Linked DNA regions of Homo sapiens: regions 1, 2 and 4 are each linked to region 3. A link is an interaction called in ENCODE POLR2A ChIA-PET data of the cell type or tissue named here. Cell type or tissue: CD4-positive, alpha-beta T cell. All regions are shown on one strand.

Region 1 (8,000 bases), 56 kb before region 3:
CTAATGTCTGGTTGGTGGGCAGCCAAGACTATTGCACCAGGAGGATCAAGCCTGTGGTTGCCATTCTGAGTAAAGGTTCACTCTGTCTTTTTTTTTTTTTTTTTGAGACAGCGTCTCATTCTGTCACCCAGGCTGGAGTGCAGTGGCGCAATCTTGGCTCCCTGCAACCTCCGCCTCCCGGGTCCAAGCGATTCTCCTGCCTCAGCCTCCTGAATAGCTGGGATTACAGGCACTTGCCACTACATCTGGCTAATTTTTGCATTTTCAGTAGAGATGGGGTTTTGTCATCTTGGCCAGGCTGGTCTCGAACTCCTGACCTCAGGTGACCCGCCCGCCTCTGCCTCCCAAAGTGCTGGGATTACAGGCATGAGCTACTGCGCCGGCCCTATTCACTCTATCTTTATAGCCAGTTTATGCAAGGCAGGAATGCCCAGGCCCAGGTATTTCCAGCCAGATCCTATTTCTAGATCACCAAGATTTTCCTCAATGAAAACCCATGTATGTATGTATGTATGTATGTATGTATGTATGTATGTATGTATGCATGTATGTATTTAAAGATGGGATCTAGCTCTTGCCCAGGCTGGATTGCAGTGGCTCAATCATAGCTCACTGCAGCCTCCAACTCCTGGGGTCAAGCAATCTTTCTGCTTCAGCCTCCCAAGTAGCTGGGACTACAGGTGCGTTCTACCATGCCTGGCCAGTTTTTAAAAATTTTTGTAGAGACTGGGTCTGGCTTTGCTGCCCAGGCTAGTAAAACTCATTTCTGATGTCCGTTATGTTAATTAACAAAGCCTTGAATGCCACCAGGAACTATCCATCATCAAAGATAAACAAAGCGGGACATTAGTTAAAGCAGTAAAAACACGTTTATTCAGTAACTATTGACTGTAGGGGAAAGAGCTGAGCTCCATTCGATTTTGTGCAGAGGTGACTAGGCCTTTTAAAGTGAGCATAAGGGAGTAAGGAGGGGAGTGAGCGGTGGCTCAAGAGTCAGGAAAGTGAAAAGTTACAAAGGGTTGGTCGCTGTAAATGCAATTAGGCCAGCTGTGTGGCCTTTGATTAAATGTTTGCTGGAATAGGGGTCTTATCAGGGCAACTGATGCCCCTATAATGCAGCTTAAAACACACACCCACATACACAGAGTCCATGAAGAAGACTTATTTAAAAAATAAATTACACACCACATACAATAATGATGATTCCAGGCCGGGCATGGTGGCTCACGCCTATAATCCCAGCACTTTGGGAGGCTCAGGTGGGCGGAGTTCGAGACCAGCCTGGCCAACATGGCGAAACCCTGTCTCTACTAAAAATATAAAAATTAACTGGGCGTGATGGCATATGCCTGTAATCCCAGCTACTCAGGAGGCTGAGGCAGGAGAGTCGCTTGAACCTGGGAGGCTGAAGTTGCTGTGAGCCAAGATCATGGCACTTCACTCCAGCTTGGGCAAGACAGCGAGACTCCGTTTCAAAAAATAATAATAATGATGATGTTTCCCCCAAAATGTCCTTCCTTCTTCACTGTAAAACCCAAATCTCTACTTTGAGGTCCCAGCTCAATTAATGTTTCCTCAGTAATGATCTTTCTCTTGTTTTGAGAGTCCTCACAGAATTTCTGCTTCGTGGACTTGATTGCACCACTTAGTACTGGGTCATCTGATGCATTGGAATTAAATCCTGGCTACTGCAAGGATGTTTCCTCTCTTCTTATAAGCAGAGCACTTATTGTGACCTAGCTGAACCCCCTGTTGAGCTCTTTTGGTTACAGAACTCTTGTTCCCTATTGCTCTTTGTTTATAGTGATTGGAAATGTTAGGTCCTCATTATATTACATGGTGCTTCCACTGGAAGGGATCCAATTACAAAAATTCATTATTTCCATGATGATACTTTTTTGAACAATGTGGGAAGTATTTGTGAAACAGAGGGAAATCACACATATCATTACCCAGAGAGAACCACATTTTGATGCTTTATAGTCAGTTACTTATATTTAATATTTATTATTTTATTTTTTTTTATTTTTGAGACAGAGTTTTCGCTCTTGTTGCCGAGGCTGGAGTGCAATGGCGTGATCTTGGCTCACTGCAACCTCCGCCTCCCAGGTTCAAGCAGTTCTCCTGCCTCAGTCTCCTGAGTAGCTGGGATTACAGGTGCCCGCCACCACGCCCAGCTAATTTTGTGTTTTTAGTAGAGATGGGGTTTCCCCATGTTGGCTAGGCTGGTCTTGAACTCCTGATCTCAGGTGATCTGCCCGCCTCAGCCTCCCAAAGTGCTGGTATTACAGGACTGAGCCACTGTGCCCGGCCGATATTTATAATTTTACTTTGCAAAGTTGGGATTTTGTTGGAAGTGCTGTATTTGATCCCACTCTTTTTGCATAATTATGAGGTGACTGATAAAGTTTTTTTTAACATGCACCCACCACTTATTGTAGCTGTTAATGTTTTCTGGGTTTACATTCATATGTAGATAGTCTTCTACCTTCAAACTTGATGGTTTCTTTTTTTTTTTGGAGACAGAGTCTCGCTGTGTTGCCCAGGCTGGAGTGCAGTGGTGCGATCTCGGCTCACTGCAAGCTCCGCCTCCCAGGTTCACACCATTCTCCCGCCTCAGCCTCCCGAGTAGCTGGGACTACAGGCACCCATCACCACGCCCGGCTAATTTTTTTGTATTTTTAGTAGAGACGGGGTTTCACCATGTTAGTCAGGATGGTCTCGATCTCCTGACCTCGTGATCCACCCGCCTTGGCCTCCCAAAGTGCTGGGATTACAGGCGTGAGCCACCGTACCCGGCCTGATGGTTTCTTCAGAGGTGTTAATGTTGAATGTGTGAAAGTCACTTAATGAGCTTTTGCATTAAGAGGTTTGGGTGTGTTTCTATTCCCAAAAGGACAAAAGTAATGAAAAAAAATCCCTAATTTCATCTCTGTTAGATGGCATCATTGACAATATATTTCTGTCATTTTCAACATTTTCTTTAACTTTGACCTTTTCTTTTTACAATTACTTTCACAGATAACGTCTGTCCAAATGGTGGTTGAGTCACTGTTTTCCTGCTGTATGATGGTGGCCATCTTTGCTTCCACTGCATTAACATTGAGGCCTGTGTTTCTTATCACTAGCACTGGCACTTTTATTTTCCTGTTCATCTTTATAAAGATGTGGGCACAATGCAGTAAAGTGCCCTATAATTGTTCTGTCAAGGTGGTGTTTTGGTTGATGTTGGCTAAATACGGTAGTACCCCTTTACTTGCAGTTTTGCTTTCTGTGGTTTCAGTTACCTGAGGTCTATTGGGGTATGAAAATATTAAGTGGAAAATTCCAGAAATAAACAATTCACAGGTTTAAATTATGCCCTGTTCTGAATAGTGTGATGAAACCTCACTCCATCCCACCGGGATGTGAATCAATTCTGGCCAGCATCTCCATGCTGTCTAGCTGTCTACCTATGCTCCTCACCCCTTAGTCACTTAGGAGCCATCTCGGTTATCAGATCCACTGTCGCAGAATTGCAGTCTTTGTGTTCAAGTCGTTCAAGTCACCTATATTTGACTTAGTGGCCCCAAAGCGCAAGAGTAGTGATGTTGGCATAGTGTCATAAGAGTTTGATTTTATTATTTCTTATTGTTGTTAATCTCTTAACTGTGCCTAATTTAGAAATTAAACTTCATCATGAGGCCAGGCAAGGTGGCTCATGCCTGTAATCCCAGCACTTTCAGAGGCTGAGGTGGGTGGATCACTTGAGCCCAGGAGTTAGAGACCAGCCTGGGCAACATGGAGAAACCCTGTCTCTACAAAAAACAAAAATTAGCCAGGGCATGGTGGTGTGTGTGCCTATATAGTCCCAGCTACTTGGGAGGCTGAGGTGGGAGGATCACCTGAGCCCAGGGAGGTCGAGGCTGCAGTGAGCCATGGTTGTGTCACTGCACTCCAGCCTGGGTGACAGAGTGAGACCCTGTCTTAAACAACAAAACTTTCTCATAGGTATGTATATACAGGAAAAAACACAGTATATATGGGGTTGGGTACTATCCACACTTTCAGGCATCCACTGGGGATCTTGGAACACATCCTCCTTGGGTAAGGAGGGACTACTCTGTATAGCTCACTGGTGAGCTGATACAGGAAGGGTGGCTTAGGAGTGTCTTTGTGTAGTGTAGCTAAATTCAGGTTGTCAGGTAATCCTCTGTCACTTACCTTGAACAGTATGGAGAGTGAAGGTTGCACTCTTAGTTGGAGAGTTGCTTGATGGTTGCTCATTCAAATATGTTTTCTTGGGCAGCTCTGTAGCTGACCTGTCCAGCTGACAAATAGCTTTGGACTGCAGCAAGTCTGACTTTGTAGGCACGGTTGAGGAGAGGCCAGTCTGTAGGCGTGGAAGGCAGCCTCTGACTCATCTCTCTGTGCTAATTAAATAAAAGGTAACACCCCCTTCCCCATTGCTTGCTTTCCGCCCTCGTTTTCTGTATAGAGGCTGTAGATTTCCCACAGATACTGAGTATCTGGGAGTGACTATGAGACACGGAAGCTTTACTTTCCAGTTTTCCAGGTATTTTAATGTAGTCACCAGTTAGAGCCTCAGAAAGGGCACTGCAGTAATTATGGCATTGTCTACTTTTATTTCAGAGCAGTATGTGGCCAGATCATCTGTGATAACTTGATGTTAAAAAGGAAGTCTTCATATAAGCTGATATGTCTACAGAACTAGCCATTGGATGTAATTCTTTGACCAAGCTATTTTTAGTACTTTAAGTGGCCATACCTGCCTAATTGTAAAGACCCAGTGTTTTCTTAGTGTTCTGAGTCAAGCCGCATTGTTGGTGAATTTTACATATTGCTGTTTGCAGTTGAATTTAGGGTTATGATTGGATCCTGAGAACAGTATCAATCAAGTTACCTCTCTAAATCACTGTGATTGTTCCCAAATATTAGGCATCCCAAGTAGCCCAGAGTAAACCTTTGCTGCCCTGCTTAAAATGTATTTTAAAACATTTACAGTGAGAATATCCCCATATTCTTCTAGCTTATATATTAATGATATTTCAAAACATTTTAGAACTTAATCTGAGAGTCAGTATAGGGCAGTAGGAAATTCAAATACTGAGTTGGTGTGATTACACAGAACATCTGTTTGAATTTTAAAGGGAAGCAGGATTTTACTTTTGGCTTTTCTTCCGTAGTTTGCCTTGTGAGATTAAAATTGCTGATGTTTAAGGAAAGCAGCTGTTGTGGAAAGACTTAGTGGGTTTTTATCAGAGAGTAAATTTTGAAACAATTTGTGGGTTTTTGAAGTAAGGTTACAGTATATAGTGATTAGACAGCATTTTCACTCTCTCATGAAAACTGTGTAGTCAAAACAAAAGTAGGAAAAACACATGCATAACCCCTTAAATCTTATTTATGAAAAGATAACTAGCGAAGATGGGAAAATCAGACTTGTGTTTAAGTATCATTTTTTTATAAACTAGCTAAGTGCATTTTGAAACAAAATTCATGAGGTCTTTGTGGAATGCCTTTTCCATTTTTTTGTTTTGTTTTGTTTTGTTTTTGCACTCACATTATGTCTCAGCAATTTAATGGAGGGCTGATTTCCTAATGCTTTGATCCTTGGTGAGTGTGGTTCACCCCAACTAGGGAGGAATTCAGTCTTTTGTTCTTGATTCCATGCTCATTGATCTCCTCCACTGCCATTCTCAGAAACAATGGCAGTATTTTGTTTCCATAGTAATGAAACTGTTTGCTCTAATAGGATTCTATAGTGGTAATTTTTCTTTAGCTTTGCTAGCCTTATCCCTAAGGACTCTAGGACTTTGTTGGACTTATTTTGTTAGCTGTTACTCTTTTTTTTTTTTTTTTTTTTTTAAAGAGCTGACAATCCCTAAAGTAAAATGTCAATTGATAAATATTCTCTGGGGCCAGGTGTGGTGGCTCACACCTGTAATCCCAGCATTTTTTGGGGCTGAGGCGGGTGGATCACCTGAGGTCAGGAGTTGGACACCAGCCTGGCCAACATGGTGAAGCCCCGTCTCTACTAAAAATACAAAAATTAGCCAGGCATGATAGCACATGCCTGTAATCCCAGATACTCAGGAGGCTGAGGCACGAGAATTGCATGAACATGGGAGGCTGAGGTTGTAGTGAGCTGAGATCATGCCATTGCACTCCAGCCTGGGCAACAGAGTGAGACTCAGTCTCAAAAAATAAAAAATAAAAAAAAATAAATATTCACTGGGTGCCTAGAATAATGAAGTTCAGAGGCTGTATGTAGCTAGCCCTGCTTGTGCTTGGGAGTGACTTGTGAATAGATGCTGAATTTGCTAGCCTATGAGACTGTGCCTGGGCCAGTGCTTCTTCACAGACTGGATTGAGGGTTTGTTTGCCTCAGCTTTGCACCTTTTATCTTTTGGAAAAGGAGTAGAAGCTGGGGGTCCCTTGGCAGGGACATTTGCCCCCAGAAGTGGATGAGCCCATGCAGGGGAGCACGGGGAGAGTGGGTCCTCTTTCCTGAATGGGCTCTAGAGATCCATGCAATCCTGCAGTTGCACACACAGTTGTGTTGTTTATGTCCTGAACACTTTTCCAAGAAGAAAGTCCCCATCATTTCTCAGCTTCTCAAGGAAATCTCACCTCAGGAAAAAACAGCTGTAGTACGAGAAGGAAAGCCTAACCTTGGAACCTTGAGAAACATCTCCAATTCAAAAGGCACACATTCCCTGTAGCCAACAGGGAAATAAAGGAAATTAAGTGAAGGTAGAGCCTGCCTGGAGGGTGGGGAGAGGTGTGGAGCCAACTGGCCTGGTCAGACGACAACTTGAAGTCAAGTGAGAGAGGAAGATCGAAGATCAGTGCCTGTGGATTTTTTGAGAGTGCTGGCTTGTCTGGAGGCTGAGGTGGGAGGATCGCTTGAGCCCAGGAGGTCGAGGCTGGATGAGTTTTGATCTGCGACACTCCAGCTTGGGCGGCAGAGTGAGACCATGTTTCTTTTTTTGTTTGTTTTTGTTTTTTTGAGACGGAGTCTCGCTTTGTCACCCAGGCTGGAGTGCAATGGCACGATCTCAGCTCACTGCAACCTCTGCCTTCTGGGTTCAAGCGTTTCTCCTGCCTCAGCCTCCCGAGTAGCTGGGATTACGGGCGCATGCCACTAGGCCCGGCTAATTTTTGTATTTTTTAGTAGAGATGGGGTTCCTTCATGTTGGTCAGGCTGATCTCGAACTCCTGATCAACCCGCCTCAGCCTCCCAAAGTGCTGGGATTACAGACGTGAGCCACTGTGCCCGGCCGAGACCATGTTTCCAAAAATAAAAAAAAGAGTAAGGCCAGGTGTGGTGGCTCCTGTCTGTAATCCCAGCACTTTGGGGGGCTGAGGCAGCGTATCACTTGAGGTCAGGAGTTTGAGACCAGCTTGACCAACGTGGTAAAACCCCATCTCTACTAAAAATACAAAAATTAGCCAGGCCTGGTGGCAGACATCTGTAATCCCAGCTACTCAGGAGGTTGAGGCTGGAGAATCGCTTAAACCTGAGAGGCAGAGGTTGCAGTGAGCCGAGATCGTGCCATTGCACTCCAGCCTGGGTGACAGAACGAGACCCCATCTCAAAAAAAAAAAAAAGTGCTTGGGGGTTTTGGCAGCCTCAGTTTCCAGGCAGCAGAAGGTAGAGAAATGCTGGGGAGCTGAGGAACTGAAGCCAGGGAGGGGAGGTTATTATCTTTTAAGATAAAAGGAAGCACAGATTAAGAGCCTAAAGAGGTCTGGGCTGGGCCTAAAAGGATGGTAGTAGGAAAACAGCTTCCTGCCCCCAAATTGCAGGATGCTGAAGTTTAACTATTCTTTAAGTTCTGCCAAAATCGAGTCCAAGGGTAGCCCTCCATCCCCTTTTTTCTTCAGAGAAATCCCCCACTTTCTGTGCTCCCCCACCGTCTACTTTTTCTATGAAAGTTTGTGGAATCTCATCAACTGGGATTCAGTTCTTTGAAAAATTCTGTAGAGGCAAGTCT
Region 2 (8,000 bases), 50 kb after region 3:
TGGCAGTACATGATTGACCTGGCCTTCCCTGGCACTACACAGAGGTTCATACTTTTTCTACAGGTCCACAGCTTTGGTTGTATCATAATTTTTTTGACCACTAAGTTAAGCTTAGACATGTAGGCTCATTGTGCTTCCTTTTATCATTCATTCAACAGATGTGCAAGTGGCTCCTATGTGCCACACGGTTCTATGAGGCAGGATTTATAGTCCAGCAGGAGAGACAGACTATGACGCAAGTCAAATATGGTGTGTTAGATGGTGATGAGTATTGGGGAGAAAAATAAAATTAGGAGAGGGAATTGGGGTAGGGGTGGTGGGAGTGGTGGTTTCAAGCACAGTGATTGGAGAGATTCTTCCTGAAGGAGGAGAGGAGAAGGGAGCTTTAATGCTTCCCAGTGATGCTTTGGGAACTCCTGGGAATTTTTGGCTTGGAAAGCTTAAGAAAAGATGGAGAAGGCTATAATTAAAAAGGCAGATAATAACAAATGTCGAGGAAGTGGAGAAATTGGAACCCTCTTACATTGCTGGTTTGAATGTGAAATCTGCTTTGGAAAAGAGTTTGGCATCTCCTTAAACAATTAAACATTGAGTTACAATGTAATCCAGCTCTTCCACTACTCCTGAGCGTATACCTAAGACAAAAAGAAAACTAGGTCCACAAAACTTACACAGCGGTGTTCATACAAGCATCATTGGTGATAATCAAAAAGGGGAAACATCCCAAATGACCATCAGCTGGTGACTGCCTAAACAAAATGTGCTCTATCCATACAATAAGATACTATTTAGCAGTAAAAAGGAATGAAGGACTGACACATGCTGCCGCGTGGCTGAGCCTTGGAAATTGTATGCCAGGCAAAAAAGCCACACACAAGAGACCATGTGATTCCTTTTATATCAACTGTCCAGAATAGGCAAATTCATAGAGGCAGAAAGTAGATTGGTGAATGCGGGGGGTGGGCTGAGGGGGCCATGGGGAAGGGGAGAGCACCTAAGGGGTGCATGATTTCTTTTGGGGGTGATGAGAATGTTTGGAAATGGGTAGTGTTGATGGTAGCACAAGTCTGTGTATGAATACATTGAAAGCCGTTGAATTATACATTATAAATGGATGTGAATTAGTGAATTGTATCTCAATATATTCCTGCTTTGACCGCGGCTAGGTGTCTTGTTTCCACAGCTACGAAAGTGCCAACATCGAGAGCTTCTTCAGCGGGAGCTGGTCCATCTTCTGGGTCAAGATGGCCTCCTGCTGGATATGCGTGCTGTTGTACCTGTGTACGCTGGTCGCTCCCCTCTGCTGCCCCACCCGGGAGTTCTCTGTGTGATGATATCGGCGGTCCCCTGGGCTTTGTGGGCCTACAGCCTGGAAAGTGCCATCTTTTGAACAGTGTCCCCGGGGCAGGGACTGGCGCCCTGTGCCTGAGTGGGTCTGAAAAAGCTTTGAGAGAGAAAAAAAAAAATCTCCTGATTAGCTTTTTACTTTTGAAATTCAAAAAGAAACTACCAGTTTGTCCCAAAGGAATTGAAATTTTCAACCAAACTGATCATGGTTGAAATATCTTACCCCTAGGAACTGGATACCAGTTATGTTGACTTCCTTCTGCATGTTTTTGCCAAAACAGAATTTGGGGCACAGCATCTTTTCACAGGGATAAAAATATCTTGTGGGGCCAGTCATTCTCATCCTCGGAATAGAAAAACATGCCAAAATCTTGAGTCCCCAGCGCCTAACAGAATCCAGACCCCTCTCACTCACTTCCGCCTCTTAGAGCCTTGTCCCCAGGGGGCTTTGAGGACAGGACTCAGCCTGCAGGGCCCCTGGTATTTATAGGGTCCAAGAGGAGGCACCTGCTTTTCAACTGCACCCTCAGTGCTGCCTCTTCACGGCCCCTAAACGTTTCCCTTTGAGGTTGTGATGCTGGGAATCACAGACTTCACTCTCTGCCTGCACCCTTCCCCGAGGTCTCATCTTTTCTGGGTCCCACATCTTTGTAATAATGTGAAAAAGCACAATTTGTCTGATCACCCCCCAGGTGGTTCCCCACCTTATTATCACTACCTGATCCGAGTTACTGCAATAAGTACGGCGCTTATTTATGGTGTTATTCACATGATTATAGAACAAGATTCATGTTTTCTCTGCCTAAGCAATGGAGGGCTATCATTCTTACTTGTTTGTGCTGTTGATAATGATAATACTTTTAGGACCTTAACTGAAAAGCTGCTTCGTGTTGAAGCCTGCTGCATGCACTGCTCTTTCAGTTGTTGAGGTCAGCCCCTCAGTTTTTTCTCCACCTTGAGGCCTTTGAAACTGTAAAAGCGGAAGTCGTTTTGTGTTCTGGATCTGTAACGTGACCATACCGTTCAGGTTCATGCTGGCATCCTTGGAGTAGGTTTGCTAATGTGAGAATTTCTGAGGTGAGGATCTCAGACACACTGACCAGAAGAAGCTTGTTAGGCAATGTGTGGAAGTGGCCGAATATACTTAAAAAGAGGTGCGCAGAGGCAGGCGGATCACTTGAGGTCAGGAGTTGCAAGACCAGCCTGGCTAACATGGTGAAACCCTGTCTCTATTAAAAATAGAAAAATTAGCCGGGCATGGTAGCGTGTGCCTGTAATGCCAGCTACTCGAAGGCTGAGGCATGAGAATCACTTGAACCCGGGAGGCGGAGGTTGCAGTGAGCCGAGATCACGCTGCACAGGAATTTCCAAAATACGTACTTGCAAAGTAATACAGAAACGTGACTTTCGGCAGCTACCCAAGATGATGCCTATTTTCAGTGTTGATGTATTCAGGCAGGGAAAAGGTTTACTTGGTGGAAACTCCTGTTAGAATTTCATTCGGGGTGGAAAGAATCTTCTCGAGCTCTCTGTAAGTGAGGATCTAAGAATAAAAGGCTCAGCCTAGTCATTTTTTTCTGTGCCCTACTGTATGAGTTGGGCAGAATTGAGTGCCACCTAAGCTGGGCTTCTGTGTGCCAAAATGCTGGTGGGTGAAATTAGTGAAATTCTTTCTATTCATTCCTTTGCCCTTCTCCCAAGAAAACCCATGGGGAAACAAATTACAGGGGATGAATTCCTTTAGAACTTTCCCTACTTAGAGTGTTTGAGATTCAGTTTCAAAAGGCACTCCATCTGTGTGTGTGGTTTAGAGAGCCTTGTTTTGTAAATTCCATTAAATTTCCTTTTTTAGGGCAGGAGCTCTGTACTCAGCAGTTAAAAGATTCATCTGGAGTCGCAAAATGAAAAGCCGTGTTCTAACCTGAGGAATCAGTTAGGGGACAGGAGTTCCGTGGGCCAGGAATGGGCTCAGGGAGTGGGGCTGCGTGTCACACACAGTAGCTGTGTTGCAGTGGCCTAGGGCCTTGGGGGTTGTCTTTAGGAAACACCCTGAGGGGAAGCAGGTAAAGAGCCTGGGCAGTATTGTGACTAGTTTCATTGTTTTCCTCCTGCTGAGGTCTAGCAGAGCCCTTGCTTTGTCCTCTCGGCTGGGTCTGGCTGCCAGCTGGTGTGATTTGAGAAACTGACCTTACGCGCAGTCAAGGTCCAGCTGACAAGGCCTTGTATTCCTTGGCTGGCCGTGATTGGCCCTTTCCTCTGCAGAAAGCAGCTTAGGGAAGCCCAAGCAAGGGAGTGTGGCCGGTAGAAGGCCCTCGTCGCTTCCTTCTGGAGCCAGCCCAGCCACACAACGTTTTCCAGATGCGTGAGTCTGGTTTGTGACATCCCGTTCCCTTCTGCCGGTTGGTCTGATGCAAGAGGAAGAGTTACAGTTGCTCTGAATTTTATTCTCAGCTGAAAATGTTAGCACGTGTATCTGGATGAACAAAACAGATGTGGATGTATCTGAGGATTGAGGGACTATCAATGCAGAGTTAATGTTAATGGTTATTAATTGTGATATACAATACTCAGGTGAGGAGTCAACATTCCTGGATTTAAAGAATCTACAGTTTTGTGCAATTGTGATTTGAGAAACTGGAAACATTGTGCCAATGGCTTTGAGTTCCTATAACAACGGTGTTAATTTGATTAACTCACTGATATCTTTTAAAAATAATAGACATTTGCTTCCTACACCTTTTTGTACATGACCTAAAGAGTATATTCCCAGAAGCTGCTGGTCAGACACATTTAGGGATGACAGTTGAAGAGGACTTTTTTAAAGCTGCATGTGAATATTTCCTCTGTGTGATTTGTCTGATGTAGAAAAGTTTTCCCCTCATTTTTATGAGTAAAAACACTAAGTGGGTGGCAGGGGGGTGGGGGTTCTTATGGGAGTGTCATACCGCGGCATGTTACCTGACTGGAGACTAGAGACTATTTCCATTATAAGCCTTCAGAAACCCAACCACGTCTTTACTGTGTCTAGCTTTTTAAATACTGATTGGTTAGTTTTATTTTTGCCCACAGTTTCTTGGGCAAAAAGGTTCTTCATTTTGTCTGAAAAAGAAATTATTTGCCAGAGGTATTTGGAGCCTCTTTGAAGGGGAGATAGAGTGGGGGTGGGTTGTGGGGAGGGTGGAGTTATTGGGGTTTTGGGGTTCTGTTTCCATACAACATTGTTTATTTCCGATTCCTCAGAAGATCCTTTATTATGAATAACCTCAGTGTAATGTTAATTTCCTGTCCCCATGTCAAAATTGTCACCCTAAGCCTTTTTTTTTTTTTTTTTTTTTTTTTTTGGAGACGGGCTCACTCTGTCAGCCACGCTGGAGTGCAGTGACATGATCTTGACTCATGGCAGGCTTGACCTCCTGGGCTCAAGGACCACCTCCCAAGTAGCTGAGACCACAGGTTTGCCCCATCACACCTGGCCGATTTTTATTTTTTTGTAGAGATGGGGTTGTCCAGGCTGGTCTCAAACTCCTGAGCTCAAGCAATGTGCCCGCCTTGGCTTCCCAAAGTGCTGGGATTATAGGCGTAAACCACTGCACGCAGCCTACCCTCTGCCTTTTTAAGATGATGTATTTATTTAATTTTTGCCATCATTGGTGCTTCACCTTCCTGCGAAGGAAATTCCAGAGCCTGTATTTAAGCTACCTAGGCTTTTACACTCCCTTTATTGCCTTTCCAAATAGTATCTCATTTGGTGTACTCTAGTGTCCTATACCTCTTGGAAACGAAAGAGGGCCCAACCTACAACTAAGAAGGGACAAACCTTGAACTAAGTAAGACCTTACACACCCAGAAAGAACACTGGGCCCTCCTTCTTCAGGGACAATGCAGTAGCCACTTGGCTTGTGGAATTTACTGAAGGCTATTTCCTGTAACTTGCTAGTTAACTTAGTTTTGTATTTCAGGCAGAGGTGCGCTCTGTAATGTTGGGCCTTTGACTTCACAGTACTGGAGAGCTGTTCACACAGATGTTTAGACCTTTCTCTCTCTCTCTCTTTTCTTCTTTCTCAACAACTCTTTCACAGAGGCAGTCATTTTGAAAGGTTGAAATATTTGGCCTTTACCAAAGAGCTTTTTTTTTCCTTAAGCAAAATCCTTTCAGAAAGAAACAAATGGGGAAGGGCAGATTAAGAATGCATATGTCCCAATCCACTTCTATAGGAGTTTAATCATATTCACATGAGTAAAATGATGGAAGAACTCTTTAAGGTAATCCTTTGGGATAAAGGATCCTGGGAAGTTCTCTCAGGTAAAGAAAGCTTACAGCAGATTTGTAATATATGTCTGGAGAGCTATTTATAAGAAATTTAAGAGGATTGTTTTGTTTTCCTTTATTAAAGATTTAAGCCTTTTTACTTTGCAAAAAGAAAACTACAAAAGTTTTATAGATATAACTTTGCTAATTTTTTAAACTTTTCTGAAACGATTAGCTGTAGCCAAATTATGTGGTTACGTTTTGCTACATTAGAATTTGAAAATGCAATATGTGTGGTAAATCTACTGTTTGAAATTTATAATGGTCTCTGATATGATTCGAATTTTGGTAACTTTTGAAAGTTATTTTCCCCCTTTAGTCATGGATTTCTATTTGTTTTTTAATGTTAATTTTTCTAGAAAGCATCTGAATTGACTAGGCTTTTCCTATATAAAAAACTCAAAACTTGTTAACTCTGTACTTTAATAAAATTTAAAATTAAAACTGTGTTGTTTTTTTCTCTTCTGCTAGATACATATATAATTAAAGTACTCAAGTTAGTTGTTTTGCAGAGATGTTGCCTTCAGATGTTAATCAGGTCTCTCAAGTTTCATGGAGTCTATGCTGATCCTTTAATTGACAAATAAAAGATATATATCTGTGGTGTGCAACATGATGTTTTGAAATATGTATATATTCAGGAATAGCCAAATCATGCTAATTAGCATATGCATTACCTCATGTTTTTGTGCTGAGAACATTTAAAATCTACTCACAGTAATTTTTTTTTTCTGTTTTTTTGGAGACAGAGTCTTGCTCTGTCACCCAGGCTGGGGTACAGTGGCGCGATCTCGGCTCACTGCAACCACCGCCTCCCAGGCTCAAGCGATTCTCTTGCCTCAACCTCCCGAGTAGCTGGGATTACAGGCATGTGCTATCATGCCCAGGTAATTTTTGTATTTTTAGTAGAGATGGGGTTTTGCCATGTTGGCCAGGCTGGTCTTGAACTCCTGACTACAGGTGATCTGCCCACCTCAGCCTCCCAAAGTGCTGGGATTACAGACGTGAGCCACCGTGCCCGGCCTACTCTCAGAATTTTTAAGGTACAGTGCCAGGTTCCTAACTCTAGTCACCGTGTTACACAGTAGATCTCCTGAACTTCTGGCTGATATTTTGTGTTCTTTGACCAACATCACCCTGAACTCCCCCCTCGCCCAGTCCCCCACCTCCAGCCCCTAGTAACCACCTTTACACTCTGCATCTCTTAAGTCAAACTTAGGAAGTTTGACTTTTTAAGATTTCATGGATCAGTAAGATCATGAAGCATTTGTCTTTTTGTGCCTGGCTTATTTTACTTAACCGTGTCTTCTAGGTTCCTCCAAATTGTTGCATATTGCAGGAGTTCCTTCTTTTTGAGGCTGAATTTTTTATTGTGTATATATACCACTTTTCCTTTTTTTGAGACAGAGTCTCACTCTGTCACCCAGGCTGGAGTACAGTGACATCATGGCTTATTTTGGCCTTGACTTCTTGGACTCAAGCAATCCTCCTGCCTCAGCCTCCCGAGCAGCTGGGACCACAGGCTACAACACCAAGCCTGGCTAATTTTTGTATTTTTTATACAGATAGGGTCTCACTATGTTGCACGGGTTGGTCTTAAACTCCCGACCTCAAGCAATCATCCTGCCTCAGCCTCCCAAAGTGCTGGGATTACAGACGTGAGCCACTGCGCCCAGCTCACTTTTTTTTTTTTTTGAGTTAGAGTCTTGCTTGGTCGCCCAAGCTGGAGTGCAGTGGCATGATCTCGGCTCACTGCAACCTCTGCCTCCCAGGTTCAAGGCAATTTTCCTGCCTCAGCCTCCCGAGTAGCAGCTGGGACTACAGGTGGCCGCCACCACACCTGGCTAATTTTTGTATTTTTAGTAGAGACGGGGTTTCACCATGTTGGCCAGGCTGGTCTCGAACTCCTGACCTCATGATCCGCCTGTCTTGGCCTCCCAAAGTGCTGGGATTACAGGTGTGAGCCACTGTGCCTGGCCACATATTCTTTATATTCATTTGTGGACACTCGGGCTGATTCTATATCTTGGCCATTATGAATAATGCTACAGTGAACATAGGGGTATGGATATCTCTTTGACATACTGATGTCATTCCCTTTGGGTATATACCCATTAGTGGGATTGCTGGATCATATGGTATTTCTACTTTCAGGTTTTTAGGTGTTTTTTTTGTTTTTTTTTTTTTTTTTTTTTTTTGAGACAGGGTCTCAGTCTGCCACCCCAGCTGGAGTGCAGTGGCACGATGTCAGCTCACTGCAACCTCTGTCAGCCTCCAGGTTCAGGTGATTCTCCCACCTCAGCCTCATGAGTAGCTGGGGTTACAGGCGCATGTCACAATGCCT
Region 3 (8,000 bases):
ATTTATTTTTAAAATTTGTATAAATTTATGGGGGTACAAGTGTAATTTTGTTACATTGATATATTGCTTAGGATATAATTTGAATACATTGTTAGAATTTTTTTTTTTTTTTTGCGACAGAGTTTCACTCTTGTTGCCCAGGCTGGAGTGCAATGGCATGATCTTGGCTCACCACAACCTCTGCCTCCCAGGTTCAAGGGATTCTCCTGCCTCAGCCTCCCGAGTAGCTGGGATTACAGGCATGCACCATCACACTCGGCTAATTTTGTATTTTTAGTAGAGAAAGGGTTTCTCAATGTTGGTCAGGCTGGTCTCGAACTCCTGACCTCAGGTGATCCACCTGCCTCCGCCTCCCAAAGTGCTGGGATTACAGGTGTGAGCCACCACACCTGGCCCATTGTTAAGAATTTTTAAAAGCAGAAAAGTCCTAAGTGGTCATCTTAACAAACCTGTCGTTTGACAGGTGAGGAGCTGTGGCCCAGGAAGTGAAGTGGCTTGTCAGAACTGAGACACCAGGTATATCTGGGATTAGAACCCAGGGCTGCTGGTCGCCTGGCCAGTGCATCTCCTGTTTGTGCAACTAGGTTTGCTTGTTGGTCAGATATTCACAGAAGTCACAGTTAAATGCCTTTTATCAAGCATATCCTTCCTCCGCTTTCTAGACTTTCTTCTGGGCCCAGTGGTAAGAAGTATTACTTTTGGAAATAGCGCTGCCTGGGGCCCTCAGCAGCGATCTTAGCTTAGTTACATTTCCCATCTGCCTGCTTCCTGTTGTGATGACCAAAAGCTGAGCTCAAGGGATGACTGTTATTCTGAAGTAGAAAACAGAGGTAGCCACAAAACTAGTATTTATTTATTCAGTGGCTTTACATGTAAAATAGAACTTGTTTTCAGGTTGTGTTTGGTATAACCATCTTTTTAAAACAAACATCATCAGTGAAAAATATTCCGCTTTGATCCAAAATACTGTGCAGTTTGTCCCAATGTAAAATGACAGGTCTTCATGCTGAAGCTGGAGAGTCTGGCTCTTGATTTTCCTTTGATATTTACTGGTTGAATGTTCAGAGCACACTGTACCTGAGACCTGCATCAGGGGCTGGCATAGGCACATTGAAGCCTCAAGTAGAACTCTCTCCATTCTCCGCTTATATGCTTTTGTGTCAGAACAAGTGTCAAATTAACAATAACAAGAAAATATTGCTGACCCAGTTCTTTGATTCTGGAATGCTTTTTTAAAATCCAGCTGAGATGGAGTGCTTTTCAAAAGTTCTCTTTCTGCGTAGCAACTGAGTTCATGGTACTGTTGTACCTTATGTGTCAAGTTATCAAGGAGGAAGTTTTTGAGATTAAAAGTGGGTTGGGACCATCGAACCTCAAGCCCATTGTAGAACTGAGGGAAAATTCTCACCATGACCTTTTAGAATTTTCCTCTGGGGAGCTGGCTTTGAGGTTTTGCCTCTTAAATCCTCTGAGTTCCCTCCCCTCCAAGTTAGGATGACTCTGGAGACATATGTTTCCAAACGGTTTTATCTTTTGGTCTAAATTTCATCCGGAGATAACATGTGAGAGAAAGCAAGGAGTCCCTGTACCCTCCTATGCCTCAGCTGTCATTGCTGGGCCTTATCCTTCCCCATACAAGTGGATGTCGGGAAGTAGTGGTGGGAAATCGTTTTGTACTGGAGGCAGCAATTTGAACTAATGGATATTCTGCTGAGAGTCTTTTTTTGAGCCTGAACCAAGGACAAAGAGGTTTGATCCTGGTCCAGTAATAATGAGCTTGCCAGGAGGCAGGAAATTGGAAACAATACATACTGTCCTTGGTCTGTGAGGATCCATTACCTGCACGTTTGCGGGAGCACCAGGTGTCAGCTGGATCTCTTTTAGGATTGGTCTGGCTATGGACGAGAGAGAATGATAAGATGTGAGAATGAAAGTTTTCCTAACACGTTTTTTTCTGTAGTCATCTAAAGCGTCTGTTAAGCAACTGTCCACAGACAGGGCCTCGGAGTAGCCTGCAGATAAATAGAACAGACAAAAGCTTTGGAAATGAGCATTGTCAGCCATCATAAACATGGGGCTGGAGAGAACAGAGAAATGGCACAACGAAGAATGGAAGAAAAAGTAGCCTCAGAGCGATGGGAACAGGAAACAATGCATAGATATTGTGAATGGCTGAATCTTGATACTTACTCTGCATAGAAATTTAATAGGATGATTCTGTGACTTGATTAAACTGTAATCCGAGCTCATTCTTCAAAAGTTTAAAAAATTGCCTAGCTGTCATTCTTTCAGATGCAAGTGGCGAGCACTCTGAAAGGTGCTGGGGATTTCAGAGACACTGAGTAACACACAGTTATTGTCCCCATAGAGCTGGCCCTCAGGTAGGGGAAAAGAGAGCAGTTTGGCAAGTGTGTCTGGAAGGAGCCTGTGATGCTAGACTGTGTATGTCTGAAAGCTAAAAATATGTGAACTCCATTAGTGAATATTGGACAGTGGTGTTGGCTCAGATGTGACTCGGCTGACCTTCGGAGTCACGTGGTAACTCAGGAATGCTCTCTCCCCATTCTAGAGACAGAGCTGAGGTGCCTGGGAGGTTTATAAAATGGAATGAAGTGTTTTTGCCTCCTCATCAGGGCTGAGCATAATCATAAGGGGTTGGGTATTCTGGTGGTGTGGTTTTAAAATTTCAGCGAGACAGTCTCTGCAGTCTTCAAATAGATCTAAAATTATCTTTCGACATGCTGGCTTTCATCAGTGTGGGGTTTATTTTTGGTTCCATGGGGTGTGTTTGTGTGACAGATGTGAGGACGTTTTCTGTTCGAGCTATTGATGGCTTCTGAGCCGCAGAGATGAGCGCTGGAAGCTCATAGACACATTCTCTCTCCATTCCTTCCCACCCCATCTGAAAAACTTTCTGTGGGTGGATAAATTAAGGTACTTTATTTTCTGCTAAAAAAAAAAAAATGACATATGGGAGATACACAGTTTGATTCACTTAAGGCCCAAGTTCCATTTGAGGACAGCCCTGAGGAAGGGAAGAGTCTCATGGGAGAAGGCAGGAGCGGAGGGTTGGGACAGCTGGACCGCAGCCCAAAGGAGCTGCTCTTTTGGCTCTTGATTTGTAGAGTAAGTTATCACCAGTTGTCACTTGCTTTTGAAATGTGCATTTGTACTTAGGCAGTTAACAGTTAGCCACAACTCCTCATCTATTCTTCCTAGTAGCGCAGGGGTGGGGCAGACTTTTCTTACAAAGAGCCAGCTAGTACACACTGGAGGCCCTGTGGTCTCTGTAGCAGCTCTCGCCTTTGTAGTGCAAAAGCAGCCAAAACAATATGCCAGCCAATGGCATGGCCAGCCAACCAGTGTGGCTATGTTCCAATAAAACTAGGAGGCTAGCTGGATTTGACCCACTGGCTGTCGTTGGCTGACTCCTGTGTTAGACCCTCCATGGTCTTATATGCGTTATGTGCAGTTATTCTCCCATCTCTCTCAAAAGGGAAACGTCAGTGACCTGAACATTGTGCTCAGAGTACCAGAGTTCTTGCTTAAGTTGCAGGTAACTGACTAGGCTGTATGAACCACATAGTGGGTAGACTAGGTAAGAATAATGTGGCAATAAATTAGTATGACATGTTTAATAGTAATTATGTCTATATGGCATTTTGGAATAAATGGCAAATTGTTTACAAGTTAAAAAAAAAAAAGTCTTTTTTTTTTTCTTTCTTTTTTTTTTTTTAGAGACAGGGCCTTGCCCTGTTGCCCAGGCTGGAATGTGGTGGCACGATCATGGCTCACTGCAGGCTTAACCTCTGGGGCTCAAGTGATTCCCTGCTTCAGCCTGCTGAGTAACCGGGACCATAGATGTGCACCACGATGCCTGGCTAATTTTTCTTTTTTTTTTTTCTTTTTTTTTTTTTTTTGTAGAGATGGAGTCTCCCTATGTTGCCCAGGCTGGTCTCAAACTCCTAGGCTCAAAGCAACGATCCTCCTGCCTCAGCCTTCCAAAGTGCTGGGATTATAGGTGTAAGCCACTGTGCCCAGCCAGTCATCTTTTTATATATTCTGTCAAAGGACGAAATTACAAATTTAGTTGGAAAGTTGAATTGGATTTTATTTGTGATTCTAGAATGTGAAGTAGAACGACTGTTCCAGTTAGCTGAGCAGAGGAGGGTGTCTTTATAGGCAGAAAAGGCTTGAAAAAAAGCAGAAACAGAACAAAAGGTTAAAACAGAGGATTTCCTTATTAGGCAGACTCACATTGACTAGAATCTTTCAGTGGTTTTTTTTTTTGGTTTTTGTTTTTAAAGAAAACTGGCCCCCAAATTCAGTGGCACTTAGTACAAGTGGCTTCATTTTGGTTCGGTCTGGTCTGCTGGGGCCTAGTGCAGGAGTCAAAAACAATGGCCTCTCCTAAACTTTAACAATCCAAACCAAGCATTTGGTGATCCAGGAAGAAGTGGGGTTGGAGAAAATGAGGGTCTGGGCACCCTAGTTCCCCAGCTGCTGGGCACCATCATTCAATTCCAGGTCTGATATAAGAAAGATGCTGGGGCCGGAAACTTAAATGTCTGCCATGTACTGGTTCCCATCACTAGAACTGGGGAACAGGTAATGGGGCTCTCAAATCTTGAGGTTATAGGTTTGGTGTAGAGTCCTATCTTTTGGGGAACATTAGGTCCTAATGTCCTGCCTAAGGCAAACATCATGACTAGTCCGAATTAACCATGAAAATACTTCAAATATCCATCAAGTAGAGCATAGTTTTGTGCATACAGCATTTCACTAGTAGAACGTTAGCTCTTTTTAGCATGAACTTTTAAACTGTTTTATTCACAGCTCGTATCCCCCTAGTTTAGAGCAATACCTGCACATAGTAGTTGGGAATGAGTGCGTGGATGCTCAAACTCTAGGCTGTAATACATGTGTATGTCATGTAACATATAGTACGGAATGAAGATTATACATGCAAACTCTAAATTCACTGGATTTTTACAAATTATATGCTCATGTCTGTAATCCCAGCACTTTGGCAGACCAAGATGGGAGGATCACTTGAGCCAAGAGTTCGAGACCAGCCTGGGCAACATGACGAAACCCCGTCTCTACAAAAAATACAAAAATTAGTCAGGTGTCATGGTGTGCACCTGTAGTCCTAGCTGCTCCAGGAGGCTGAGATGGGAGGATTGCTTGAGCCAGGGAGGTGGAGGTTGCAGTGAGCCGAGATTGTGCCATTGCACTCTAGCCTGGGTGACTGAGTGAGACCCTGTCTCAAAAAAAAAAAAAAAAAAAAAAAGTACGGGAGACAGTTATGTAAATAGTTGAACTTGCAAATAATGTATTACCACTGCGTTCAGGTCCACACATTTAAGAAGAAAGCAAGCTAATTTTGGCTGAGTGAGGTGGCTCCCACCTATAATCCCAGCAGTGTGGGGATGCTGCAGTGGGAGGATCTTGTGAGGCCAGGAATTTGAGACCAGCCTGTGCAACATAGTTAAAACCCTGTCTCTACAAAAAGTAAAAAAGTAGCGGATGTGTTGGCATGCACCTCTAGTCCCAGCTTCTGGGAAGGCTGAAGTGGGAGGATGGCTTGCGTCTAGGAGTTTGAGGCTGCAGTGAGCTATGATTGTGCCACTGCACTCCAGCCTGAGGGACAGAGCAAGACCCCTTCTCTATTAAAAGAAAAGAAAAAAAAAGAAACTAGCAGATTTGAGGCTCACTTAGACTATAAGCATGTGTTTTCTCTAAATGGTTAGAATAGAAAGACCTGCATGTTTCAGCATTTAGTCCTCTCTTTATAGAAATTTCACATTTCTATGTTCAAGAGATATCTTTCCATCAGCCGTGTTCACCTCAGGGCAGCACAGTGTCTTCTGTTAGACCCTGTATTCTGTGTGGGGCCATAGCCGTATTTTCTAGCCGAAACGAAAGTTCAGACCTCCGTAGCTGTGGTTTTAAGTTGTCTTGAGTTAGAAATAGATTTGTGTCTTTGGCTCAGAGGGTCCTATTCACTCTCTTCCCGGCTTTGGTTGTAGGGGCATTGCTTACAAAGGCCCTCAGGAATCTGGAAGATTGACATGTTGACCTTGCCGGGGCAGCACAGGAGTACCTGGCTGAGAGATGGTGTGTCCCCAGCTCTGCCTCTCTTGCCGGCACCTCCACTCCTCCTCTCTTCTGCTCTATTACCCCTAATTCCAGAGTTTCCAAAACCCTTCTTATGGAGAGTTTGGCAGTATCCGTTCAAATTTTAAATGTACTAACTTTATGACTTCTGTCATAAAGCTGACTTTAGCTTCTGTCCTTCTCAACACTTTACATGTGAACAGAGAGATACACATAATAAGGATGATATCCATTGTACATTATTTATAATAGTGAGAAAAAATCAGAAAAAAACTAAATGCCTATCAGCAGGATAACAAACTAAATTAGAGTCAATCAGATTGTAGAATTCTAAATTTTTATCTATTTTTCTGAGACAGGGTTTTGCTGTGTTGGCTAGGCTGCAGTGCAGTGGCGCGATCATGGCTCACTGCAGCCTCAACCTTCTGGGCTGAAGTGATCCTCCCACCTCAGTCTCCTAAACTCTTGGGCTCAAGAGATGCTCCTACCCCAGCCTCCTGAGTAACTGGGACTACAGGCGTGCACCACTATGCCTGGCCAATTTTTTTACTTTTTGTAGAGACGGGGTCTCTCACTGTGCTGCCCAGGCTGGTCTTGAACTCCGGGGCTCAAGTGATCCTCCTGCCTTGGCCTCTCAAAGTGCTCAGATTACAGGTGTGGGCCACTGGGCCCAGCCTAGAATTCTATGTAGTATGTAAGAAGATGCAAATAGATTTATCTGTTAAACATACAGCAACCTCCAAGACATAATGAATGTAGAATAATGGCACAGCAAAGGGTCTAGAAAGATCCACTCACACCTGGGGACAGTGGCACCTCTAGGGAAGCAATCAAGTTAGAATTGAGGCATTGATGGGCAAGGACACTGGGTTATTTGTATTTTTATTGTAATTTACACATTTTGGCAGTAAAATATATAATTGTTTTGCTTATATAAGTGCAAATAAAATTGAGAATAATCCTTTGCAGTTAGATTTTTTTTTTTTTTTTTTTTTTTGAGACGGAGTCTTGCTCTGTCGCCCAGGCTAGAGTGCAGTGGTGGGATCTCAGCGCACTGCAAACCCCGCCTCCCGGGTTCAAGCGATTCTCCTGTCTCAGCCTCCCGAGTAGCTGGGATTACAGGTGCCCGCCATGCACCTGGCTAATTTTTGTATTTTTTAGCAGAGACGGGGTTTCACCATCTTGGCCAGGCTGGTCTCGAACTCCTGACCTCATGATCCACCTGCCTCGGCCTCCCAAAGTGCTAGGATTATGGGCGTGAGCCACCGCACCCAGCCTTCTGCCTTCAGTTTTACCTAATTCTCTCAATGGAGATTGAAATGAGTTGAATCCTGTTCTGCATCTGTGGAGGAGCCCTTCTTCCCATAGTAATTAATTAGTCAGTCTTCTGGGAGTTGTCTCCTTTGGAGCTTATTGTATAACGGTTTGCTTAGAGTTGCTTTCTGGCTGCTTAATCCTATCTGTGACTGTTTGATTCTGACAAAATATTCATGGTGGAGGAGGAGCTGTGAACTCGCATTCTCAGTCTTTGCATGCTTTTTGAGATTAATTTTCATTCATCTTTTGGCTTTTAATAATGATACAATGTAGATTTTTCTATTAAAAATGCTCAGATAACCCAAAGAAAAGAGAAGCCAGTACTGGTTGTTGTTATTGTTTATTAAATAGCCCCAGATCCCCCAAAGGGCCTCAAAGGCAATCACTTACTGAGAAATGAGCTTTGGTTGCCAAGAGGCTGTGTAAGGAAAGAGGGAAGCTGATTTTAGTGTTTCCCATTTCATGGCTGTTGTCCACTGACCAATAACAGGAAGTCATCAGTGTGGTGGACCCTGGAAGTACTTCATGGAGAAAAACAAACTATCCTGGAAAGTTTGAAGATG
Region 4 (8,000 bases), 80 kb before region 3:
ATAAAATAGTATGGCCAGGCGCAGTGGCTCATGCCTGTAATCCCAGGACTTTGGGATGCTGAGGCGGGCAGATCACAAGGTCAAGAGATTGAGATCGTCATGGCCAACATAGTGAAACCCTGTCTCTACTAAAAATACAAAAATTAGCCGGGTGTAATAGTGTGTGCCTATAGTCCCAGCTACTCAGGAGGCTGAGGCAGGAGAATTGCTTGAACCTGGGAGGGGGAGGTTGCAGTGAGCCGAGATTGTGCCACTGCACTCTAGCTTGGCTGACAGAGTGAGACTCCATCTTAAAAAAATAAAAATAAAATAAAATTATATAGTATATATAGGTGCAGGGATAGATAAATAGACAAATAAAATGTAATAAAGAGCCCAGGAAACAGACCCATGCATATATAGAAACTTGATTCATGACTTAGCATTGCAGATGAACAGGGAAAGTATATTTAATAATAGGTACAGGAACAATTGGCTGGCCACACTGGGAGAAAATTAGATCCCTACCTAAACCTATACACAAAAGTAAATCACAGAAGATAAACACTGAAAGCAACACTATATAATTTTAAAAATATATACATGAGGAATATCTTTATTCTCATGCAGGAGAATATCTCTCTACAACTTTATTTAGGGAAGGATTTCTTAAGACAAAAGGAATCTTCTACATTAAAGTGAATAATTTCTCGGCCAGGTGCGGTGGCTCATGCTTGTAATCACAGCACTTTGGGACACCGAGGTGGGCGGATCACTTGAGGTCAGGAGTTCGAGACCAGCCTGGCCAACATAGCGAAACCCCGTCTCTACTAAAAATACAAAAATTAGCCAGGCGTGGTGGTGGGCACCTGTAATCCCAGCTACTCGGGAGACTGAGGCAGGAGAATCACTTGAACCCGGGGGGTGGGGGTTGCAGTGAGCTGAGACCGTGCCATTGCACTCCAGCCTGGGTGACAGAGCGAGACTCCGTCTCAAAAAAAAAAAAAAAAAGAAAAAGAAAAAGAAAAAAGAAAAAGTGAAGAATTTCTCATAATCAAAAAACACTATAGGTGGCATGTGCCTGAAGTCCCAGCTACAGGAGACTGAGGTGGAAGACCACAGAGGGAGGATGGCTTGAGCCCATAAGTTCGAATCCAGCCTAGGCAACATAGCGAGATTCCCTACCTCTCTAACAAATTTTTTAAAAACCAACTAAATACTATAAAGACAGTAGCCACACACTAGGAAAAGACATATATAACTGACCAAAGATTAGCAGTGTTTACATTAGTAGTAATACTACAATGATGATAATAATAATAGCAAAAAGTTATATAAAACTTACTATACATCAGGATTTTTTTTTTCTTTTGAGATGGGAGTCTCACTCTGTGGCCCAGGCTGCAGTGCAGTGGCGTGATCTTGACTCACTATAACCTCTGCCTCCCAGGTTCAAGCCAATTCTCCTACCTCAGCCTCCCAAACAGCTGGGATTACAGGTGTGTGCTACCACACCAGGCTGATTTTTGTAGTTTTAGTAGAGTTGGGGTTTCACCATGTTGGCCAGGCTGGTCTTGAACTCCTGACCTCAGGTGATCCACCTAACCTCAGCCTCCCAAAGTGCTGGGATTACGGGCATGAGCCACCACACCTGGCTACATCAGGACTCTTTTAAGCATTTTCCAACATTTTCAACACTTGTAATTGTATTTTTGATTTTTACAATCTAGTAGATGTAAAATGGCTTATCATTGTGATTTCACTTTGGCTAGCTCAGCAATACAGTTACATCATTTAAAAAATATTTATTCCATATCATTTACTTGATGTCTCTCACCACTCCCATTTATTTTACTGTGGGGAACTTGTTCCTTTTATTCCTTCGCCACCGCTTAAAAGAATAAGTATAGATCTGAGAAAGAGGGGAGATAAAAGTTGTCATTCAGTTTGCTTTTTTTTTTTTTTTTTTTTTTGAGACAGTGTCTCACTCTGTCACCCAGGCTGGAGTGCAGTGGCACAATCATAGCTCTCTCCTAGGTTCAAACCATCCTCCCAACTTGGCTTCCTGAGTAACTAGGACTACAGGCACATGCCACCATGCCTGGTTAATTTTTTTTATTTTTATTTTTTGAAGAGATAGAGTCTCATTATGTTGCCTAGGCTGGTCTTGAACTGCTGGCCTCAAGGAATCTTCCCACCTTGGCCTCTGAATGTGCTGGGATTACACAGCCTGCCATTTCAAAACCCCAATCCTCTTGGTTTTTGTTTTTTGTTGTTGTTGTTGTTTTTTTTTGTTTCTGAGACACTCTCACTCTGTGGCCCAGGCTGGAGTGCAGTGTTACAATATTGGCTCACTGCAACCTCCGCCTCCCGAGTTCAAGCAATTCTCCTGCCTCAGCCTCCAGAGTAGCAGGGATTACAGCACACGCCACCACGCCCAGCTAATTTTTGTATTTTAAGTAGAGATGGGGTTTCACCATGTTGACCAGGCTGGTCTCAAACTCCTGACCTCAAGTGATCAGCCTGCCCCGGCCTCCCAAAGTGCTGGGATTACAGGCGTGAGCCACTGCACCCGGTCTGTTTTTGTTTTGTTTTGTGTTTTGTTTTTTGTTTTTGAGACAGAGTTTCGCTCTGTTGCCCAGGCTGGAGTGCAGTGGCATGATTTCAGCTCACTACAACCTCCGCCTCCCGGGCTCAAGTGATTCTCCTACCTCAGCGTCCTGAGTAGCTGGGACTACAGGCATGCGCCACCATGCCCGGCTAATTTTTTTTGTATTTTTAGTAGAGACGGGGTTTCACCATGTTGGTCAGGCTGGTCTCGAACTCCTGACCTCAGGTGATCTGCCCGCCTCAGCTTCCCAAAGTGCTGGATTACAGGCGTGAGCTACCATGCCCGGCTCCTTTGTTTTAAAATTATTTCACCAGAACAAAAATATAAGGCGAGACTAACTGTGTGAGCTGTCCTCCTGAAGTGCCCTTGTGAATCTTGCCCTGCATTGGACTTAAGAGCAGAGATAAGGCTCCAAATGTTTCCAAACATACAAGTTTGGAAATAAGTGGGTCATGATGGGATTCCCTTGCCCTGGCATCCTATTACACAAGAGATAGTGGTTCTTGGTTCAGGCTCTTCCCCGCAATCAGAGGCCCCCAATGTCAACTATGGTACACAGGGGTCACAGGGGTTTACATCCTAAAATTTTGATAGCTCTGAACAAATGTTCAAATACCTGTTTGCCTGCAGGTACTTCCTGTGTGAATGTTGCCAGAGATGGAGAACTCCTTGGATTAGGTTAAGGTAGTCTCCTCTTGAGGGTTCCCATGGAGCAGAGCTTAAAGGGAAGATGGAGGCAAACATCACCTATTGTACAGCTGCTCCAGCCAGGCTGACCACCAGCTTCTGGCTGCACTGAGCGCATAGGCAGAGGCTGCAAGCATTTGACATTCTTAAAGACATCAACACGAAGAGGCTTTACAACGTCTACTGGTATTTTTTTCCTGCCAAGCAAAGAACCTTATGCTTATTCTTAGGGTGGCAGGTAAGACATTCTACTCTGTCTCCTATTTTTTCCTTTTTTTTTTTTTTGAGATGGAGTCTTGCTCTCTTGCCCAGGCTGGAGTGCAGTGGCGCAATCTTGGCTCACTGCAAACTCTGCCTCCTGCGTTCAAGTGATTCTCCTGCTTCAGCCTCCCAGGCACCCGTCGTCATGCTCAGCTAATTTTTGAATTTTTAGTAGAGACAGGGTTTCACCATGTTGGCCAGGCTGGTCTCACCTGACCTTGGGTAATCTGCCCACCTTAGCCTCCCAAAGTGTTGGGATTACAGAAGTGAGCCACCACGCCCGACCTGTCTCCTGTTTTTTCAAAAGCCCTTGTGTTCCAAAGGCATTTGAAAATAATAGTACCAGGAAACCTTGTACCCTTTTTTTTTGAGACAGAGTCTTGCTCTGTCGCCCAGGCTGGAGTGTAGTGGCACATCTCAGCCCACTACAACCCCCCGCCTCCTGGGTTCAAGCAATTCCTTTGCCTCAGCCTCCCGAGTAGCTGAGCTGAGATTACAGGTATGTGCCATCATGCCTAGCTAATTTTTGTATTTTTAGTGGAGATGGGGTTTCACTATGTTGGACAGGCTGGTCTTGAACTCCTGGCCTCAAGTGATCCACCCTCCTCAGCCTCCCAAAGTGCTGGGATTACAGGCATGAGTCACCATGCCTGGTTGAAATCTTATACTTCTAAATGAGAAACCTCTCAAAGTTATCTCCTTGATAAGGGTGTGAAGTCATCGCCAGTAGCTTTTTAGGAGCTAGATGGTAAATCTGGAGGCTGACAACAGCAATTTTCATAAATTGCTACCTAAAGTTTTTGAGAGAGAATCCAGTTGAGCCTTTTCTCTGCTCAGTGGCCAGCCTTTTGCTTTCTTCCTTCTCTTATTTTTACCCTTCCACTTTCAAGTCTACAATGTGGCTTTAACTCTGTGTTTTCCACTAATTGGTCCCATGTCCCAGCAAGCAAAATTTGATGCCTGTTGCCTTCCTCAGATTACTGTGGCTCAAGTCACATACACCTATGTTGAATTTCATATTTTGAGTGGTAGACCATAAATGAACGTGCTTAGGACACCATTTCCTTCTTTAGAAATATAGTCTGAAGATGGAATGGAAGTCTACTGTGGTTTTTTTGTTGTTCTTGTTTTTGAGACAGAGTTTCCGCTCTGTTGCCCAGGCTGGAGTTCAGTGGCACAATGTCAGTTCACTGCAACCTCCACCTCCCAGGTTCAAGCAAGTCTCCTGCCTCAGCCACCTGAGTAGCTGGGGTTACAGGCGCGTGCACCACCAAGCCCAGCCAATTTTTGTATTTTAGTAGAGACGAGGTTTTACTATGTTGGCTAAGCTGGTCTTGAACTCCTGACCTCAGGTGATCCGCCCCCCCACCTCGGCCTCCCAACGTGCTGGGAGTACAGGTGTGGGCCATTGCACCCGGCCAGTCTGCTTCTTTTAAATAAAGCAAAGGCATAAGAACATTTTCTTGGCCCAGCACAGTGGCTCATGCCTGTAATCCCAGCACTTTCGGAGGCTGAGGCGGGCGGATCACGAGGTCAGGAGTTTGAGACCAGCCTGGCCAACATGGTGAAACCCCGTCTCTACTAAAAATACAAAAATTAGCCGGGCGCAGTGGCAGGCGCCTGTAATCCCAGCTACTCGGGAGGCTGAGACAGGAGAATCGCTTGAACCCGGGAAGCGAAGGTTGCAGTGAGCAGAGATCATGCCACTGCACCACTCCAGCCCGGGTGATAGAGCAAGACTCCGTCTTGGGGGGTTAAAAAAAACAACATTTATTCTTGCCTTCAGTTTGTAGAATTAGCATGGAAAAAAAAAACACAAAAAGAAAATATCCAAAATTATTGATTGAGTAATGTCATTCAATAAATGCATACTTTTTCTTTTTTTTCAAGAAGTTGTTTCTAAACTTCTCATTTGGACTTCAGAGTCATTAACTTTCTTCATTGAGTGTTTTCTCCCTTTTCATTAAAGAGGGAAACAAAATGAAATGGTTTATGAACATTTTCTTATCATCTTCTCTCAGCCATTTAAAATTCTCCTTCTGTTGAATCTAAATGTTCTGTAACTGAAATCCCATTATGAATAAATAGGCTGGACTGTCTTCCTGTGAAACCTCAGGGAGCTCCTTCCGCCTTTCTAACCTTCATAGAACAATGTAAACATCTTCCAAGTGAAACCCGCAATGAAGGCCTTTTGTTGATTTTCATGGAACTATATGGTTGCACAGGCAGTTAGCTGGCGGTGGTTATTTTAAAACCAAGCACCTCCAAAGAGAGTTTACTTCAAAGTATGCATCTTATAAAGTGAATTTAAAAGAAACTGACAGGAGTCCTCTCTTTAAATACACGTTAAAAAGATAAGTCAACACACAGTGCTGTTATTTGAAGAAATGGGCTTACCTCTTGTACTTCCTCTCAGGAAATTAATTAGAATGGATTAACCAAGAAAACTGAAAAGAGAGACTTGTCTCGCCTTTGTGTGTTTTTTTCTTTCCCCTCTCAGCCTCAAACATAGCTGAATGTGTTTACTTGAAATCAGGATGTGGAAAGTTTTTTGAATTGATTTTAAAACCAAAGAAGCCAGAATAATTTTCCATGGTATTCAGAATCACAGGAATGAGCTCTGTTCAGAAATGGTTTTTGGGTTTTTTTTGAGACGGAGTCTCGCTCTGTCGCCCAGGCTGGAGTGCAGTGGCGTGAACTCGGCTCACTGCAACCTCCGCCTCCTGGGTTCACGCCATTCTCCTGCCTCAGCCTCCCGAGTAGCTGGGACTACAGGCACCCGCCACCACGCCCGGCTAATTTTTTGTATTTTTTGGTAGAGACGGGGTTTCACCGTATTAGCTAGGGCGGTCTCGATTTCCTGACCTCGTGATCCGCCCGCCTCGGCCTCCCAAAGTGCTGGGATTACAGGCATGAGCCACTGCGCCCGGCCCAGAAATGTTTTTTAAATTTTATAATAAAGTTGAATAGTGACTATAATAATTTACACAAATATTTATTTCTAAGTGAAGAAAATGGAGACTTTAAAAAAAATTCAAAGATTATTATGTATTTTACTTAAGGAGGCAAAGCCTCTCTAAATAGTTTTCATATATATGAAAAATATATAATATATATTATATATTTTGAGACAGGGTATCTCTCTGTCACCCAGATTGAAGGGTAGTGGCATGATCCTAGCTCACTGCCGCCTCCTGTGAGTTCAAGCCTCCTGTGAGCTCAAGCGATATTCCTGCCTCAGCCTCCTGCATAGCTGAGACTACAGGCATGCACCACCACACTCTAATTTTTAAATTTTTTTGTAGAGACAGACAAGGTCTCACTATGTTGCCCAGGCTGGTCTGGAACTCCTGAGCTCAAGCCATCATCCTACCTCGGCCTCCCAAAGTGCTGGGATACACGCGTGAGCCACTGTGCCGAGTCCAGTTGCCTTCACACAAAGGATTATAACTCAAAATCTGAGTGTACCTGATTCAACTTACAAAAATATATCAAGAGTAGTCTCCTAATCTAAGAGGACTTAAAAAATTAATTTGTGGCCGGGCGTGGTGGCTCACGCCTGTAATCCCAGCACTTTGGGAGGCCGAGGCGGGCGGATCACAAGGTCAGGAAATCGAGACCATCCTGGTTAACACGGTGAAACCCCGTCTCTATTAAAAATACAAAAAATTAGCCGGGCGCTGTCGTGGGCGTCTGTAGTCCCAGCTACTCGGGAGGTTGAGGCAGGAGACTGGCGTGAACCCAGGAGGCAGAGCTTGCAGTGAGCCGAGATCGCACCACTGCACTCTGGCCTGGGCGAAAGGGCGAGACTGTGTCACAAAAAAAAAAAAAAAAAATTAATTTGTTCCCAGAAAGATTGAACGGGGCTGCAAAACCTGTTGAGCAACTCTCTACTGTCTTCATTAATTTGGAATTTGGGTTCCCTGGGGTGTGTAAAGGAGATTTTCCTTTGTACTATCTACACTCAAAGAACTTGCCATGCAAATTATTAATGTGAAAGGCATTAAGGGGAGAATCTTTAAGATACTAAGGCAAAACTGTTTTTTTTGTTTTTTTTTTTTGAGACAGTCTCACTCTGTCGCCCAGGCTGGAGTGCAGTGTCACGATCTTGGCTCACTGCAACCTCCGCCTTCCGGGTTCAAGCGATTCTCCTGCCTCAGCCTCCCAAGCAGCTGGGACTACAGGCGCCCGCCACCATGCCTGGCTAATTTTTGTTTTGTATTTTTAGTAGAGACGGGGTTTCACTATGTTGGCCAGGCTGGTCTCGAACTCCTGATCTCATGATCCGCTAAGCACCATTACAGTGCTTTTAAAGCACCATTTTTAAAACTTTAAAAGCACCATTTAAAACTTTTAAAGCACCATTACAGTGCTGAAGAATCATTAGCTTTCCACACTTACAAACTAACTGATGAGAAGTACAAAAGGATTTCTCTTGTTTCCTTAAGCAGCTCCCCTAAAA

What was found. Peaks named below come from ENCODE experiments on the same cell type or tissue, not always from the same donor. Only the 100,000 strongest peaks of a DNase experiment are listed, where the experiment ranks them.
Region 1: POLR2A ChIA-PET joins it to region 3 with 11 read pairs; 27 of 35 experiments call an interaction of 5 or more read pairs at or near these places.
Region 2: POLR2A ChIA-PET joins it to region 3 with 10 read pairs; 15 of 35 experiments call an interaction of 5 or more read pairs at or near these places.
Region 4: POLR2A ChIA-PET joins it to region 3 with 19 read pairs; 10 of 35 experiments call an interaction of 5 or more read pairs at or near these places.

What each region holds. Positions count from the first base shown.
Region 1 is chr5:80,243,834-80,251,833 of GRCh38, reverse strand. The region is part of intron 1 of SERINC5 (serine incorporator 5); the gene reads left to right. Among named protein-coding and RNA genes, the nearest start is that of SERINC5, 8.2 kb to the left of the region's middle. RefSeq lists enhancers at 2,057-2,624, 4,270-4,564, 5,280-5,782. In CD4-positive, alpha-beta T cell, no CTCF peak of the experiment used is centred here; DNase peaks (open chromatin) are centred at 4,393 and 5,643; H3K4me3 peaks cover 997 bases; H3K27ac peaks cover 2,299 bases.
Region 2 is chr5:80,136,994-80,144,993 of GRCh38, reverse strand. It overlaps SERINC5 (serine incorporator 5), which reads left to right. Exons shown (of 12, transcript NM_001174072.3): 12 at 1,184-6,267. The coding sequence ends at 1,331. Among named protein-coding and RNA genes, the nearest start is that of THBS4-AS1, 57 kb to the right of the region's middle. In CD4-positive, alpha-beta T cell, no CTCF peak of the experiment used is centred here; DNase peaks (open chromatin) are centred at 2,303, 3,663 and 7,943; H3K4me3 peaks cover 150 bases; H3K27ac peaks cover 5,872 bases.
Region 3 is chr5:80,187,400-80,195,399 of GRCh38, reverse strand. All of the region lies in intron 2 of SERINC5 (serine incorporator 5), which reads left to right. Among named protein-coding and RNA genes, the nearest start is that of SERINC5, 65 kb to the left of the region's middle. RefSeq lists enhancers at 1,350-1,920, 2,493-3,063, 3,064-3,635, 7,011-7,841. In CD4-positive, alpha-beta T cell, no CTCF peak of the experiment used is centred here; DNase peaks (open chromatin) are centred at 2,779 and 3,259; H3K4me3 peaks cover 4,243 bases; H3K27ac peaks cover 7,840 bases.
Region 4 is chr5:80,266,934-80,274,933 of GRCh38, reverse strand. No RefSeq gene overlaps it. Among named protein-coding and RNA genes, the nearest start is that of SERINC5, 15 kb to the right of the region's middle. RefSeq lists a silencer at 2,115-2,358. In CD4-positive, alpha-beta T cell, no CTCF peak of the experiment used is centred here; a DNase peak (open chromatin) is centred at 4,693; H3K27ac peaks cover 2,130 bases.